Linked DNA regions of Homo sapiens: regions 1, 3 and 4 are each linked to region 2. The links are chromatin contacts, found by Hi-C or POLR2A ChIA-PET in ENCODE. All regions are on one chromosome and are shown on one strand. The core of a region is the stretch at or near the end of the contact, and the rest is flanking DNA. Distances in the headings are between cores, read along the strand shown.

The links. Hi-C counts contacts between places; a loop is a spot of excess contacts on that map. ChIA-PET counts read pairs that join two places held with the same protein, here RNA polymerase II (POLR2A). Pooled maps may share reads with other maps.
Region 1: a loop to region 2 is called in a pooled map, with 2.3 times the contacts of the local background. The contact joins the enhancer-like site here to the promoter of AGPAT2 in region 2. A Hi-C loop is called at or near these places in 2 of 37 single-sample maps with no recorded cell type and 8 of 50 pooled maps. POLR2A ChIA-PET finds 5 or more read pairs at or near these places in 3 of 52 experiments (AG04450, activated naive CD4-positive, alpha-beta T cell and endothelial cell of umbilical vein).
Region 3: a loop to region 2 is called in a pooled map, with 4 times the contacts of the local background. The contact joins the promoter of EDF1 here to the promoter of AGPAT2 in region 2. A Hi-C loop is called at or near these places in 3 of 50 pooled maps. POLR2A ChIA-PET finds 5 or more read pairs at or near these places in 4 of 52 experiments (H1, K562, MCF 10A and 1 more).
Region 4: a loop to region 2 is called in a pooled map, with 5 times the contacts of the local background. The contact joins the promoter of TRAF2 here to the promoter of AGPAT2 in region 2. A Hi-C loop is called at or near these places in 2 of 50 pooled maps. POLR2A ChIA-PET finds 5 or more read pairs at or near these places in 2 of 52 experiments (H1 and activated CD4-positive, alpha-beta T cell).

Annotation. Positions count from the first base shown.
Region 1 is chr9:136,526,232-136,529,640 of GRCh38, reverse strand. The region is part of intron 2 of NOTCH1 (notch receptor 1); the gene reads left to right. Among named protein-coding and RNA genes, the nearest start is that of MIR4673, 8.3 kb to the right of the region's middle. RefSeq lists an enhancer at 2,459-3,330. Within about 2 kb of position 1,665, at least 15 of the 41 ENCODE cell types and tissues checked have a DNase peak (open chromatin) inside an H3K27ac peak, as active enhancers do.
Region 2 is chr9:136,685,627-136,688,758 of GRCh38, reverse strand. AGPAT2 (1-acylglycerol-3-phosphate O-acyltransferase 2) reads left to right here and starts at 1,302. Exons shown (of 6, transcript NM_006412.4): 1 at 1,302-1,583. The coding sequence starts at 1,402. RefSeq lists silencers at 576-655, 1,126-1,325, 1,546-2,115 and an enhancer at 1,836-2,697.
Region 3 is chr9:136,865,058-136,868,369 of GRCh38, reverse strand. EDF1 (endothelial differentiation related factor 1) reads left to right here and starts at 2,062. Exons shown (of 5, transcript NM_003792.4): 1 at 2,062-2,189. The coding sequence starts at 2,112. RefSeq lists silencers at 1,761-2,070, 2,171-2,360.
Region 4 is chr9:136,884,977-136,888,093 of GRCh38, reverse strand. It overlaps TRAF2 (TNF receptor associated factor 2), which reads right to left and starts at 1,578. Exons shown (of 11, transcript NM_021138.4): 1 at 1,553-1,578. It overlaps MIR4479 (microRNA 4479), which reads right to left and starts at 1,361; the gene lies at 1,291-1,361. LOC105376326 (a long non-coding RNA gene) reads left to right here and starts at 1,840. Exons shown (of 3, transcript XR_930448.2): 1 at 1,840-1,996; 2 at 2,744-2,801; 3 at 2,960-3,117. RefSeq lists enhancers at 146-881, 882-1,617 and silencers at 994-1,803, 2,024-2,153.

The DNA.
Region 1 (3,409 bases), core at 416-2,915, 160 kb after region 2:
GGAGCCCGGGGCCTTCCTTGCTATAGCTCTTTGTTCTGGGGGATTTGGGGAGGCCAGGGAAGGGGCTGTGAGCAACGAGGTTCCAGCATCTTCCCAAGCCTCCTCCATCCCCCAGGGCTGGGCTGCTTGGCCGTTCCAGTGGGAGAGGACCCGAGGTGGGACCCCGAGCCCCCTGCCCAGCTCATTTCTTAGCAGCCGGTGCCTCCTGGAAGGTGGGTGGTGCCCACTGGGATTGGGGAAACTTGGTCTAGCCTCTACCCAAGGGAGGGGCTGAGGTCCCAGGACTCCCCCTGCCCCAGAAGCCTTGGTCCGGGCTAGAGCTGGGCTCGTTGGCCTCATGGAAGCCTGCCTTGGGAAGCATCCCCACCCAGGTCTGGCCTTGTCTCCCCGTCTCCAGTAGGGGGTCACAGTGTCCCCCCAGCCAGTCCACATATGGCCCCATTTGCTTGGGCAGGCCGATGGGTGGGCCTGTCTGTGTGGCCCAGGTCACCTGGTGGGGCCCACTGTCAGTGGCGTAGGTAGAAGGTGGTCAGCCTTGCTGGGTCTTAGCAGAGCACGGCAGGATCTGGGTCTGGGGAGGGCGTGGGGGTGCCCCTGCCATCACAGGAGCAGGCAGAGTGGGAGCCCTAGACTCCCCTCTGGGCAGAAAGCCCCTTGAGGCTGGGGGCAGGTCCTGCTGGTGAGGGAGGGGTCCCAGGGGCAGGGGCACCCTCAGGCTGGCCGCCTAGCGATTGGCTCCTGCAGGACGTGGCCACGGGCTCCCTGGGAGCAGCAGCTGTTGGGGGTGTCTGGGGAGAAGACCCCCATTTATTGCCCTGTGAGGGACCACACTGCTGCCAGGGGACCCTTGGGCTTCTGTGGCAGGACAGTGGGCCGGGATTGGCAGTGAGGCCCAAGGAGGGCAGGTGGGGCTGGACCTGTGGCTCTGCTGGGGAGCAGGTGGGATGTGTTAAGATGCTGATTTCAGCCGGGCAGCTCCTCCCCTTCCCTTCCCAGGGAGCCGGGGTGTGCAGGGCCGTTCCTTCCCCTCTGGGAAGTGCAGCTCCTGTGCACCGGAGAGGCCCCCGCACTGTCCCTGCCCGTCCCACCAACTGTCCCTGCCCGTCCCTCCACTGTCCCTGCCCATCCCCCTCACTGTCCCTGCCCATTCCCCGCACTGTCCCTGCTCATCCCCAACACTGTCCCTGCCCATCCCCCCCTCACCGTCCCTGCCCATCCCCCCCGCACTGTCCCTGCCCATCCCCCCCCACTGTCCCTGCCCATCCTTGCCTTGGGAGGTGCTGTCACCTGGTGGAGCCATGGGAAGCACCTCTCCCACCCAGGGTCTCTGGTTCCTGTGGCGGGTGCAGAGCCAGCCACATCACTGACACCCCAGCTGGGTTGGGTCCAGCTGACCCCACACCCCCACCCCTCTGCTCGGCCTCTGCCTGTGCCCCCATCCCTGGCCCTGCATGACCATAAACTCCTTGAGGGCAGGAAGTGAGTGAGTCCTACCCGCACTGAGTCCCTCTCACCCCTCCTTCTCATTTTGGGGCGGAGGGAACTGTCTTCTGTCCCCTGGGGGTGGCAGATGGCCGCTTAGCTTAGAAAGGAAAACAGCACAATTTAGAATTCGTCCTGGGTGAAAGGTCTCGGCAGCATCTGCCTCCTGCTGCTTTCTGGAGTCGCATTTCCATGGAGCGGCCCTGGCAGGGAGGGTGGGAGTGGCACAGTGGAAATACTGAGGCGGGAACAAAGTGGTGGCGGTAGAGGTGGCGGGAGCGGCACAGCAGGCGCCGGGGCCACTTGGCACCCTCCCCCCGCAGCCCTCCTGGAGTCCCCGCCCGCCGCTCACCTGCGGGGGGCCCAGATAGGACAGGTTACCCCAGCGCCGCCAGGCCACTGAGCGTGGGGGATGGGACAGGCAGGTGCCGGGTGACCCTAAGAGGGACGCACGGAAGGGGAGTCCACGGGGGCACACCTGGCGTGGGTTGGGTCTCCTCCGTGGGAGCCCGAGAGCTGGGTGGCTTGGTGGACAGGGCAGCTCTCTCGTCCAGTCGGGGGAGACTGGCGTTCCCTATCTCAAGCCTCACTTTTTAGCCCCAGAGGGGTCTCCCCACCGCCCCTGATAGGAGGAGATGCGGGGACGGTGGAAGGTGGGGTGCGGGTCACTCATGGAAGCCCTGAGGATCCCCGTGGGCGCGGCAGCTGTTGGGTGCCACCTCACTCGGCCAAGCCCTGGCGCCCACCTCGCGGCCCACACCCACCTGGCCGCCGGGACAGCATTGAAGACAGAGTGGCCCGGGTACCGGGGGTGTGGCCAGCGCCAAAGCTGTGAAGGATTTGCTCACAGGCTGGTGGTCCTGGCCATGGCCATGCTGCAGGCCTGAGGTCCCTCCCACCTTCTCAGGGACGTCTGGGTGCTGTGCGGAGGGCAGGTGTTCGCCGTCTGTAGGGTGCTCCAGCTCTGTGGCCATGTGGGAGAGAGGTACAGACTGGGGCGGGCACAGGCTGGAGGCTGCCCACAGCAGCAGCGGGAGACTGGGCCCAAAGCTGCCCCCCACACACAGACCCCCACACCTGGCTCAAAACTTTCTCCAGGCTCGGCCCGGTTCCCCCCAGCTAGCGCGTCTCACGGAACCTCCAAGCCGTGGCTGTGGGGCCGTGGCAGGGGCCTTCCCTGTGGTGTCCGATGCCCAGGCTGGGAGTGGGGGCGGACAATGGGCCCTCTCAGCCTGCATTCCCCCACGGGAGCCTCCTCAGGCCTCCGGCTGGGGCTCCTGCCCCACCCGCTGGGAGCAGCTGCCGCCACGTCTGACACCTGCTCCCAGCCGCCCTTTGTCCGAGCACCGACGCCTGATTTATGGGGCGTGTTTTCCTCTTGCTGGCCCGGCGTGATACAGCCTCGTTAACTGGGATGCGTCCGGTTGGGCAGATTCTCCCACAGTCCTCCACGTTGGGGTCCGCGCTCAGGGTGGGGAGTGGGGCCCGGTGTCCGGGCAGAGTGTCGTGGTCCATTCAGGGACAGCCAATGTCCTGTGACCTCAGGGCACTTGGTGGGAGACTGCTCTAGGGGCTCGGACCTCCAGCGTCTCCCCTCTGGGGTCCCCTAAAGCTGTGGGATGGGCCTCCCCTGCCCCTCCTCCCCGTCTTGCCCAGCAGGTGAGCTTTTCCCGCTCCTTGGAGCCTCGAGGGGCCGGGAGGCAGGGGACCAGCTTGCATGGGCCAGGCTGAGGAGCCTCCAGCCCCGGCTTTGATGACCGAGCGCCCTCTGTCCTGTACCCACCCCCTGCCGACTTCAGCGGCTGGGAAAGCAAAAAGGGCCTTTTCTCCAAGCGGGAGCTGTGGCCAACTCCCGCCTGACAATGGGGCATTTATGTGGAGGGAGGGCGCCCCTCCTGTGGCCACAGCCCAGCCCAGCCCAGCCTGT
Region 2 (3,132 bases), core at 53-2,552:
GGCACAGCAGTGCAGCTCTCAGACCTCCCGGCTGCGGGGTGTGCAGTTCCGGCTCCAAGCGTGGAAAGAGGTCAAGCCAGGCCCTCCAAGCTGATTCCAGATGAAGCCCATATGGATCTGGAAGGAGACTGGGCTGGAAAATGCTCTCCTGGGTTTCGCTGTAAGATGCCTACAGGCCTAAGGCAAAAGGATGTGTCTCCACTTTCAAGAAAAGCTGGGACCGCCTGGGCAGGGGCTGCTGAGCCCAGGCAGCGAGACCCCACGTCCTTCAGGACCGCAGTTCCCCATTCATTTGAAGAGCAGTTTCTGTATTTGTCATTCTCTCAGTACAGTTTGGGGGGTGGTTACAATGTTCAGGGAAATGTTTTAACAGCTCAACTCTGCATCTGAAAAAAGAGGGGCCGTGCTCCCCTGCTGACCCGTTAGAGCGCAGGGCGGCCAGCACTCCCGCAACTGCAGCAAACCCAAGAGTCCCTATGAGGAGGGACCCCAGGAAACTGCTTTTCAATCTCCATCTGCTCCCTGAGGTGGGACGCCGGGTGGGGGCCGGGCCAGGTGACTGCTGCCCTTGTCCCAGCTGCACCTTGCCCTGCCACGCTGGCCGTGCTGCCAAGCGGATGTGAACGCCGCCACCTGACACCCACCTCGCCTGCCCCCGGAGCGTCCCTGGTGACAAGGCTACTTCTGGCACCCAGGGTGGGGCAACCCAGCCCCGCCCAGACACACGCCCCAGTTGGCCTGCGCGCCCCCACGAGTCTCCCCGCAGGGGACCGAGAACACCCTAAGAGCCAGGCTTTCTGCCAGGTGGCCACTGGTCACTCGGGGGCGGTTCCGGCGGCCCTTTGCGTGGCCACCGGCCTGGCACGGGCGCATCCCCGCTGGTTTTACGCCCTTGGGGAGCTGTGGTTCTGCGCGCGGGAGCCTGTGGCTGCCCCGGCAGCGGGGGGAGGGGGCACCGGGCGGGGCAGGAGGCCCAGACCATGGGGGGCAGCGCCAGAGCCCGAGCCACCGGCAAGCCATGATGGGGGGGTCCCCTGGGACCGGGAGGGTGGGAGCAGAGCGCCAGAGCCTCGGTAACCTGGCAGAAGGCTGTGGGGAGGGAGCGTGGAGGGGAGGTCCGGGCCGGGTGACCCAGGGCGGGAAGGGGGGGCCGTGTCGGGGCGGGGTTGGGGACAGTGGCGGGGCGGGGCCTGGTGAGGGGACCGTGTCGGGGCGTTGTTGGGGACAGTGTCGGGGCGGGGCGCCGCACCTAGCCCTTCCCTGCCGCGCGCTCCTCCCCCACGCCGCGCCCCGCCCCGCCCAGCCCCGCCGCCCTCGCAATAAGGGGCCTGAGCGCGCGGGGGAGAAGCGGGAGCGGGAGCGGGAGCGAGCTGGCGGCGCCGTCGGGCGCCGGGCCGGGCCATGGAGCTGTGGCCGTGTCTGGCCGCGGCGCTGCTGTTGCTGCTGCTGCTGGTGCAGCTGAGCCGCGCGGCCGAGTTCTACGCCAAGGTCGCCCTGTACTGCGCGCTGTGCTTCACGGTGTCCGCCGTGGCCTCGCTCGTCTGCCTGCTGCGCCACGGCGGCCGGACGGTGGAGAACATGAGGCAAGGCCGGGGGCCGCCGGGAGGGGCCGGGGAACCGCCGCGCCGCTTCCGCTTCCCTAACTTTCTTCTGGGCTTCCCTCCTTCCTGCCCCGCCCGTCCCGCCCCGCTCCGGGGCTCCGGGGAGAGCGCGCCTGGGCCGGCGGCAGGCACAGGAGGGGGTCCCGGAGTCAGGGGGTCCCGGAGTCACGGGGTCAAGGAGCCGGCGTCACAGTGCCCAGCACCCCACCCCCCGCCCTGGCCCCGGGCGTCTACACCGGTTTCGGCCTCCGCCGCGTCCCTGCAGCCCGGCGTGGGGTTCCGGGGGTGGAGCAGCTTTCGGAGAGAAAGGGGGCCGGTCCGCGCTGGGAGAGGCTCAGCCCTGCTTCCTGAGCGGGGAAACCGAGGCCGGGGCGGCGGGGACTTGCCCCAGGGCTATTGATCAGGGCGCACGACGGCGTGGGGGCACCCCTCGGCCTCCCTCCGACCCCCTCCTGACTGTCCGCCCGGTGATGGGCGCACCTGTGGGGCGGGTTCCCCTTTCTCTCCCTTTCCTCTTCGCAGGGAGGTGGGGGACCCGGAGGGGACCTGCTTCCGTGCTGGGGAGCGCGCCCCTGGCCTACAGCTCCGGGGGCCCAGCTTCCAAGCGAAGGGAAGGAAGAGTTAGGACTAGGGTTCGGCGGGGCTGAAATTTTCCCCTGGACGCCTTCCAGAAGGTGGGAGCTTGGTTTTGCCAGGCTGGGGTTGGGGGCCAGAGGTCAGACTGGGCTGCCAAAGACGGCGGGGGCTGCCTGCTCCTGGGCGGGGTGGCTGCTGGAGAAGGCTCTTGCCTGCCCCCTCTCCCTGTTAGCCGTCCCCAGGCTGTTGCTACATTTCTCCCTGCCCTGTTTGGACTGCCCAGCCAGTGGCTTTTGCAATGGCCTGGGGTGGGGGCATTGTGGCCCCAGAGGCCCCCTTCCCCGTGGTTCCAGGGGCAGTGGGTGAGGGTTTGCTAGCTCCCTGCACTCGCTGTCCTTGCCAGCCCTGGGAGGGCACTGAGGCTGCTGGAACGGGCCTACAGTCATGGCTTCCAACGGAGCCCCAGAAGCTCCAGGAATATGAAGGAGGACCCTGGGCCTGATGGTGAGCATGGAGAGTCCGAGAAGGGCCTGCTGGCTGCTCAGCCAGACGTGTGTGACCAGTGGTGATGTGGGCCAGGTGGCCCAGGCCGGGGTCCCGGGGAGCGCACACTCCAGGGCTGGCCCAGGTGGTGACTGGCGCTGACGTCCCCAGTGGAGCACCCTTCAGCGAGGAAGGCAGTTTGCAGAAACAGGGAGTTCCTGGGGGCTGGGCTCTGGGCACCTGTGCTGGAATCTGTGAAGGCCTCACCTGTGGTTCTGGCCCTGGGATCCCCTGTAGGCAGGGGTCTCTGTGAGGGGCCCCCCTCAGCCCCTGGGGTGCTTCAGAGTAGGGGCGAGGGTGCGGCTTTCCCAGCTGAGGAGGGGCCAGTCTGTGGGTTCCTTGGGGTGCCCCCCACCCCGAGGAAATGGCTTGTGTGGTTCTGATGCCTGCAGGGCATCCTGTGCTGGGCGTG
Region 3 (3,312 bases), core at 813-3,312, 180 kb before region 2:
TCCGCCTCCCGGTTCAAGCAATTCTCCTGCCTCAGCCTCCTGAGTAGCTGGGACTACAGGCACGCACCACCATGCCCAGCTGATTTTTGTATTTTTAATAGAGACAGGGTTTCACCGTGTTGGCCAGGATGATCTCGATCTCTCAACCTCGTGATCCATCCGCCTCGGCCTTCCAAAGTGCTGGGATTACAGAAGTGAGCCACTGCGCCCGGCCACAAGAGATTATTTTCATTCAGTGGAAGCACATCCTTGCTGGCCGGCTGAGGCTGTTGAGTCCTTAGCCGAACGGAGCTTGGTGCTGGAAGTCGGCGGGAAACAGAGAAGCAAGGTTTGTATGGACGGAGCCATCAGTGTGTCCCCAAGGTTCTTCCAATCATCCGGTGTGAAAAACGGTAAGCAGAAGACTCAACTTCCCACTGCCTGGTTAGAATTACAGTTGTCTCCTCCGCGGAGTGCATTTGCTAATGCAGCATTTCCAATTTAATACAGCATTTATGTATGTTTTCTTTTTGGATGGAGACTGCATTTATCAGGTTCCTTGTTTGTGGAGCATCTATTCAAAGCCCGGAAGTCAATACTATGATTAGGGCCTGCGGTGGCTCAAGCCTGTAATCCCAGGCTTTGGGAGGCCGAGGCGGGAGGATCACGCGAGCTCAGGAGTTCCAGACCGACGAGCCAGGGCGGCACGGAGACCCCATCTCTACCCCACAAAATACAAAAATTAGCCAGGCGTGGGGGCCGCGCCTATAGTCCCATCGCTTGAGCGCAGGACGTCGAGGCTGCAGTGAGCTGAGATCTCAATGTTGTGCTCCAGCGTGGGCCACAGAGTGAGACCCTGTCTATAAAAATAAAAATCCTAAAAAAGTTGTTCAATGATAATGTATAATGACCTTTCTCATTATACAAAACGGCTGGAAAATAGGGTATTACAGAATTATTGTCATATAACATATACACTTTATACATTACAGAAAATAAACATCATGCAAAACCATTCATTTTTGCAACCGATGTTTTCACAGTTTTCCATTCTTTTTCTTTTTTTTTGAAACGCAGTTTCATTCTTGTTGCCCAGGCTGGAGTGCAATAGCGCGATCTCGGCTCACCGCAACCTCCGCCTCCCGGGTTCAACTGATTCTTCTGCCTCAGCCTCCCCGAGTAGCTGAGATTACAGGTGCCCGCCACCACGTCCGGCTAATTTTGTATTTTTAGTAGAGACGGGGTTTCTCCATGTTGGTCAGGCTGGTCTCGAACTCCCGACCTCAGGTGATACGCCCGCCTCGGCCTCCCAAAGTTCTGGGACTACAGGCGTGAACCACCGTGCCCGGCTTGCGTTCTTTTTCTTAAAGAGTCCCACCTGCGGATCACGAGATCAGGAGATCGAGACCATCCTGGCCCGTCTCTACTAAAAATAAAATAAAATAAAATAAATAAATTAGCCGGGCGTGGTGGCTGGCGCCTGTAGTCCCAGGTACTCGGGAGGCTGAGGCAGGAGAATGGCATGAACCCGGGAGACGGAGTGAGCCGAGATCGCGCCACGGCACCCAGCCTGGGCGATAGAGCAAGACTCCATCTCAAAAAATAAAAGTTAAAAAAAAAAAAGTGTCCCACCCCACGCTGCGTTTCGGGCCCCACGGCCCTGGTCCTCGAGCGCAGGTCCCAGCCGCGCAGGCGGCAAAACAAAGGGGGGCGGCCGCACGGCTAGAGCGGAGACCCCGCGCCCCCTCCGCCCGCGTGGCCCGGCCGGGGTGCGGGGCCCGGGGAGGCACGGGGGCTGCGCGTCGGGGCGCAGCCGCCGCCCGCGTGTGCTCGGAGGCCGCGGGGCCCGGGCTCCGGGGTCCTCCCGACCTGCAGCCCCAGCGGCTACCGCGCCTCGCCAGGCCAGGCCAGGCCCCGACGTCGCCTTCCCTACGTCGCCGGCGCCCGGCCACGACGTCCCTCAGACGAGCCGAACGCCGAATGGCCCCGAGCACGGGAAGTGCCCGCCCCCCGCGTGCAGCCAGCCAATGGGACGCCGAAAGCGGGGAGGTGCCGAGGGGACGTAGCGTCGCCGCGCCAGGTCTCTAGCAGCTGCCGCTGAGCCGCCGGACGGACGCTCGTCTTCGCCCGCCATGGCCGAGAGCGACTGGGACACGGTGACGGTGCTGCGCAAGAAGGGCCCTACGGCCGCCCAGGCCAAATCCAAGCAGGTGCTTTGCTGACTGAGGAGCGGCCGGGCCGGGCGGGGCGGACGCTGGGCCGGGGCCACGGACCGTGGGGCAGGGGGCTCGGGGAAGGGCAGGCGGGGCCTGGGACAGGGCGCAGGGGACGGGGACAAGGCTGGGGTGCCGGGGGCAGGACGGGGTTCGAAGGGCGGGGCGAATCGCAGGGGTAGGAGGACCGGGCCAGGACAGGGGTGGGAAGGTGGGGGGCGGACCCAGGAGGGGATGGACGGACCCAGGAGGCAGGGGGCGGGCGACTGGAGGAGGAGAGGAGCAGGGAACCGGACGGGGCAAGGGGCAGGCGATAGGGCCGGGACCAGTGCCAGGGTGGGGCGGGGAGGGGATAGGGGCAGGGACTGTTGGTGGGGACAGGTGTGAGGACAGAGGCAGGAGGTGGGGACGGGGACGGGGACAAGGCTGGGGGCCTTGTGTGAGGATAGGGGACAGAGAACCAGGGTGGGCACTGGGAACGGGGGCAGGGATGGAGATGGGGACAGGGCTTGGAAGAACAGGGTAGAGTGGGGTACAGGGCTTAGGACAGGGGTGGGGACTGGGGCAAGCAGCAGGAACCAGCGATGAAGGTGGGGAATTGGGGTTGGGATAGGGCTGGGGGCCATTGGACAGCAGTTGAGGGCCTGGGGCGGGAGACTGGGTGACGGGGCAGAGGTTAGTGACCTGAGTGGGAGCTGGGGACAGGGGGTAGGCTCCTCCCTGAGAGTTTTCTCTCTGCCTGGGACCTGCTTGGTTCTACTGGTCTCCGCTGGTCAGATACTGCCCAGGGAGCCTGCCTGGGTGCATCACAGGCTGTAGAGAGTGCCTGCTTCAGGGGACCCCATGAGCAGGTGGACCCTGTTGCACAGGTGGAAGATGGGCGTGCCCTGAACAGTACTTGTGGAAGGAGATTACCAATGTGGCTGATGGATCCGAGGGTCAGTTGTGAGTCTGATGTAATAGGGAGGACAGTTTAGTCACCGCCTCTGCCTCATTCGTACCCTCAGGTGGCCTAGGGCTGAAGCCTTTGAGGCCAGTTGGGCCAGGATGCGCTGGGGCTCTGGTGACAGGGATTCATTGGTCTGCCCTACCCTTACTGGTTGCACAGTCAAAACCAAAT
Region 4 (3,117 bases), core at 329-2,828, 200 kb before region 2:
TTTGAAACCAGCCTGGCCAACATGATGAAACCCTATCTCTACTAAAAATACAAAAAATTAGCCGGGCGTGGTGGTGCACGCCTGTAATCCCAGCTGCTCGGGAGGCTGAGGCAGAAAAATCGCTTGAACCCAGGAGGCGGAGGCTGCAGTGAGCCGAGATCGAGCCACTGCACTCCAGCCTGGGCAACAAGACCAAAACTATCTCAAAAAATAAATAAATAAAATTACAATTTTATATGTAACCCCATCTTTTTCAGGCTCAAAATAATACCAAATAGAAGCTTGATAACAACCTAAACTCTTAACAACTGTTTATACAAAAGTATCAGAAGCAAGCGTGGTAGAAGAGGAGATCTTGAACCTTACAAGTGTCCACCCATTAATACATTCAGTTCCTCTTATTAAAAACTAGGGCTATTAACAGGGAGAGAGACTGAGTTACAGGGCAGTAATTCCGTCCCTTCAAAATCATGTGGCCACAGAGCAGGGTCCGTTCTCAGTCCTAGTTTCCCTTGACTTGACCCAGACCAGACTCCCTCCTCCTCCGAGCCCCGTCTTCACCGGCTGCCAGACACCCCACCCCCTGTCGGCCCTACACCGAGTGGAGGCTTGGTGCTCTTCTGCACTGACCCTCAGCCCTCGGGGCCTCAAAATGACAACTCCAAAATACCCAGCTCTGGCCCTGACCGTTCCCCTGACCCCAGGCTGCCCATCTGGCCGCCTCCCGAGAGGCCATGGGCGCTGTGACTCCTTCATCTTGGCCTAGGAAGCACCAGCCTTCAGCTGCTCACGCCAGATTCTTGCAGACATTGCAACTCCTCTTTTTCTCGGCTCTACCTTCCACAAACATCCCCTGCTACTGCCAGGACCAGGCCCCGGCCCCGATCCCGGCCCGGTCCACCGCAGCCCATCCCCGCACTGGCTCCTTGCTGCCCCCGACCCTCCCAGCAGCCAGAGGGACTTTTCACCCAGGCTCAGCCTGGGTCTCCCCAGCCACTGGGCAGGAAGGCAGCAGAGTCGGCTCCGCCCCCAGCCTCACTGGTCTTCCCCGACCCCTGGCTGGGGGGCGCTGGCAAACTCAGGGGTCGGAGGCGCCCCTGACCCTCCCGAGCACGCAGCCGGCTGAGGGTGCGGGGCTTCGGGGACACGAGGGGCCCACAGCTGAGCGTGGAGGGGCGACAGGGTGCGGGGGAGCGACGGACCCGGGACGGGGCAGGGCCGGGTGGGCCGCCCACGGGCCTCAGGCGGTACTGGGAGCCGCGACCCCGCGCAAAACCCCGGACCGTGCCCTGGCGCTGCTCCGAGCACGGCCGCGCGCGTTCCCGAACTTTCCCGCGCCAGCCACGCTCGGACTTGGTTTCCGGCCCAGCGGCTCAGAGAAATCCCCTCGGGCTGGCCCCGCCCCCGCCCCGCGGCCTCTCCCGCCCCCGCTCCCGCTCCGGCCCGGAGTCTCCCTGAGAGGTGCCCGCGCCTGCGCCCGACCCCGCGCCCGACCCCGCACCCGACCCCGCGCCCGCGCCCGACCCCGCACCCGACCCCGCGCTCGCCTCACCCAACGGTCGCAGCGCGCCCGGAACTAAGGGCCCGCCCAGCTACCGCCCCCAACGCCGCCGCCGCCGCCGCCGCTCCGCCGCGTGCGCCTGACGGACGGACATGGGAGCCAACCAGCCAGCCCTCAGGAAGCTGTAGCGAGAGCCATTGGCCAGATACGCCCCGCTCCGAGCGCGCCTGACGGACTGACGCCGGAGCCAACCAGCGAGCCCGCAGGAGCCGCAGCGTGCGCCGATTGGTCGGCGCTGAGACGGCGTGGGTACCTAAGTCGCCCTCTGCTTTTTCCTCAAAGAGCGCGCCGGGGCGTTGGTGCGGGGAGCTGGTGAGGTGCTGCGCTGTGGGGTCCGCGCTAATTGGGTCCCTTCCCCAGGTGCGGCGAGACAGCGAGGCCCTTGCTTCCCCTCCCGTGGCCCCGGGGCGGAGACCCCTGCCGCACACCCGAGAGGTGAGCCGGGAGCCCAAGCCGGGCGACACCGGTTCCCACGAGGCGCGCGTCGCGCGCGGGACGCGGGGCCCTGGCGGGGCGGCCGCACCTACCCGACACCTGCGGGTCCCTCCGCCTCCCCCGGTGCCGGGCGCAGAGCGGCGCCTCAATTTGGGTAACATTTATGAGAAACAGGACTAAAAGAATACTGCACACTTAAGTAAGGTATTAAGGCTATGGGGTCTCCTTTTGGGGTGAGGTAATGCTCTGCAACCGGACAGTGGTGACGGCCGCCCGACATGGCCGGTGTGCTAATCTACTGGGTTGTGCACTTTATTTATTTTTTTTTTTGAGACGGAGGCTCACTCTGTCGCCCAGGCTGGAGTTCAGTGGCGCGATCTCGACTCACTGCAACCTCCGCCTCCCGGGTTCAAGCGATTCTCCTGCCTCAGCCTCCCGAGTAGCTGGGACTACAGGCGCCCGCCATCACGCCCGGCTAATGTTTGTATTTTTGATAGAGACGAGGTTTCACCATGTTGGCCAGGCTGGTCTTGAACTCCCGACCTCAAGTGAAAACACAACCTATGGCCTCCAGACACTCAAATGAAAACAGTGGCCTTGGCGGCCAAAACAGGGGCTGCCCTAGGAGTCCTGTGGGCTGCATGGGGGAGGCGGCACTGTCATCTGCCCAGGAGAACGGGAGCTGCAGCAGGTTCTCTCTGGCGGTGCACGGGCTAGCACTGGACACACCACCCCCTCTCCATCCAGCCTTTGGTGAAATGGAGACCTTTCACCCCGCTTTGCAGAGAAGGAAACGTTCACGGAGGTAAGTCTCCTCCAAGCATTCAGACCCTGAGACCACGGGACTCCTCAAGGATGGAATACACTGCAAAACAGGGCAGGCTTTGAAGTTGCATAATTTACACAGGCCACGCTGTCCCCAGGCGCCAATGCCACATTTCATATATGTTACTTGGTTTGCAGTTGGAATTCCCCTCCGCCCCAAACCCACATTCCTGGGACAGCAAGGCCTTGAGATGGAACTCAGGAAGCCATCGGATTCCATCAACGTCATCACCCCTGAGTTTGCTGCAAGCAGCCATGGAAACGTCCCAAGTCCGCACCTGCAGGCTCAGTGAGGT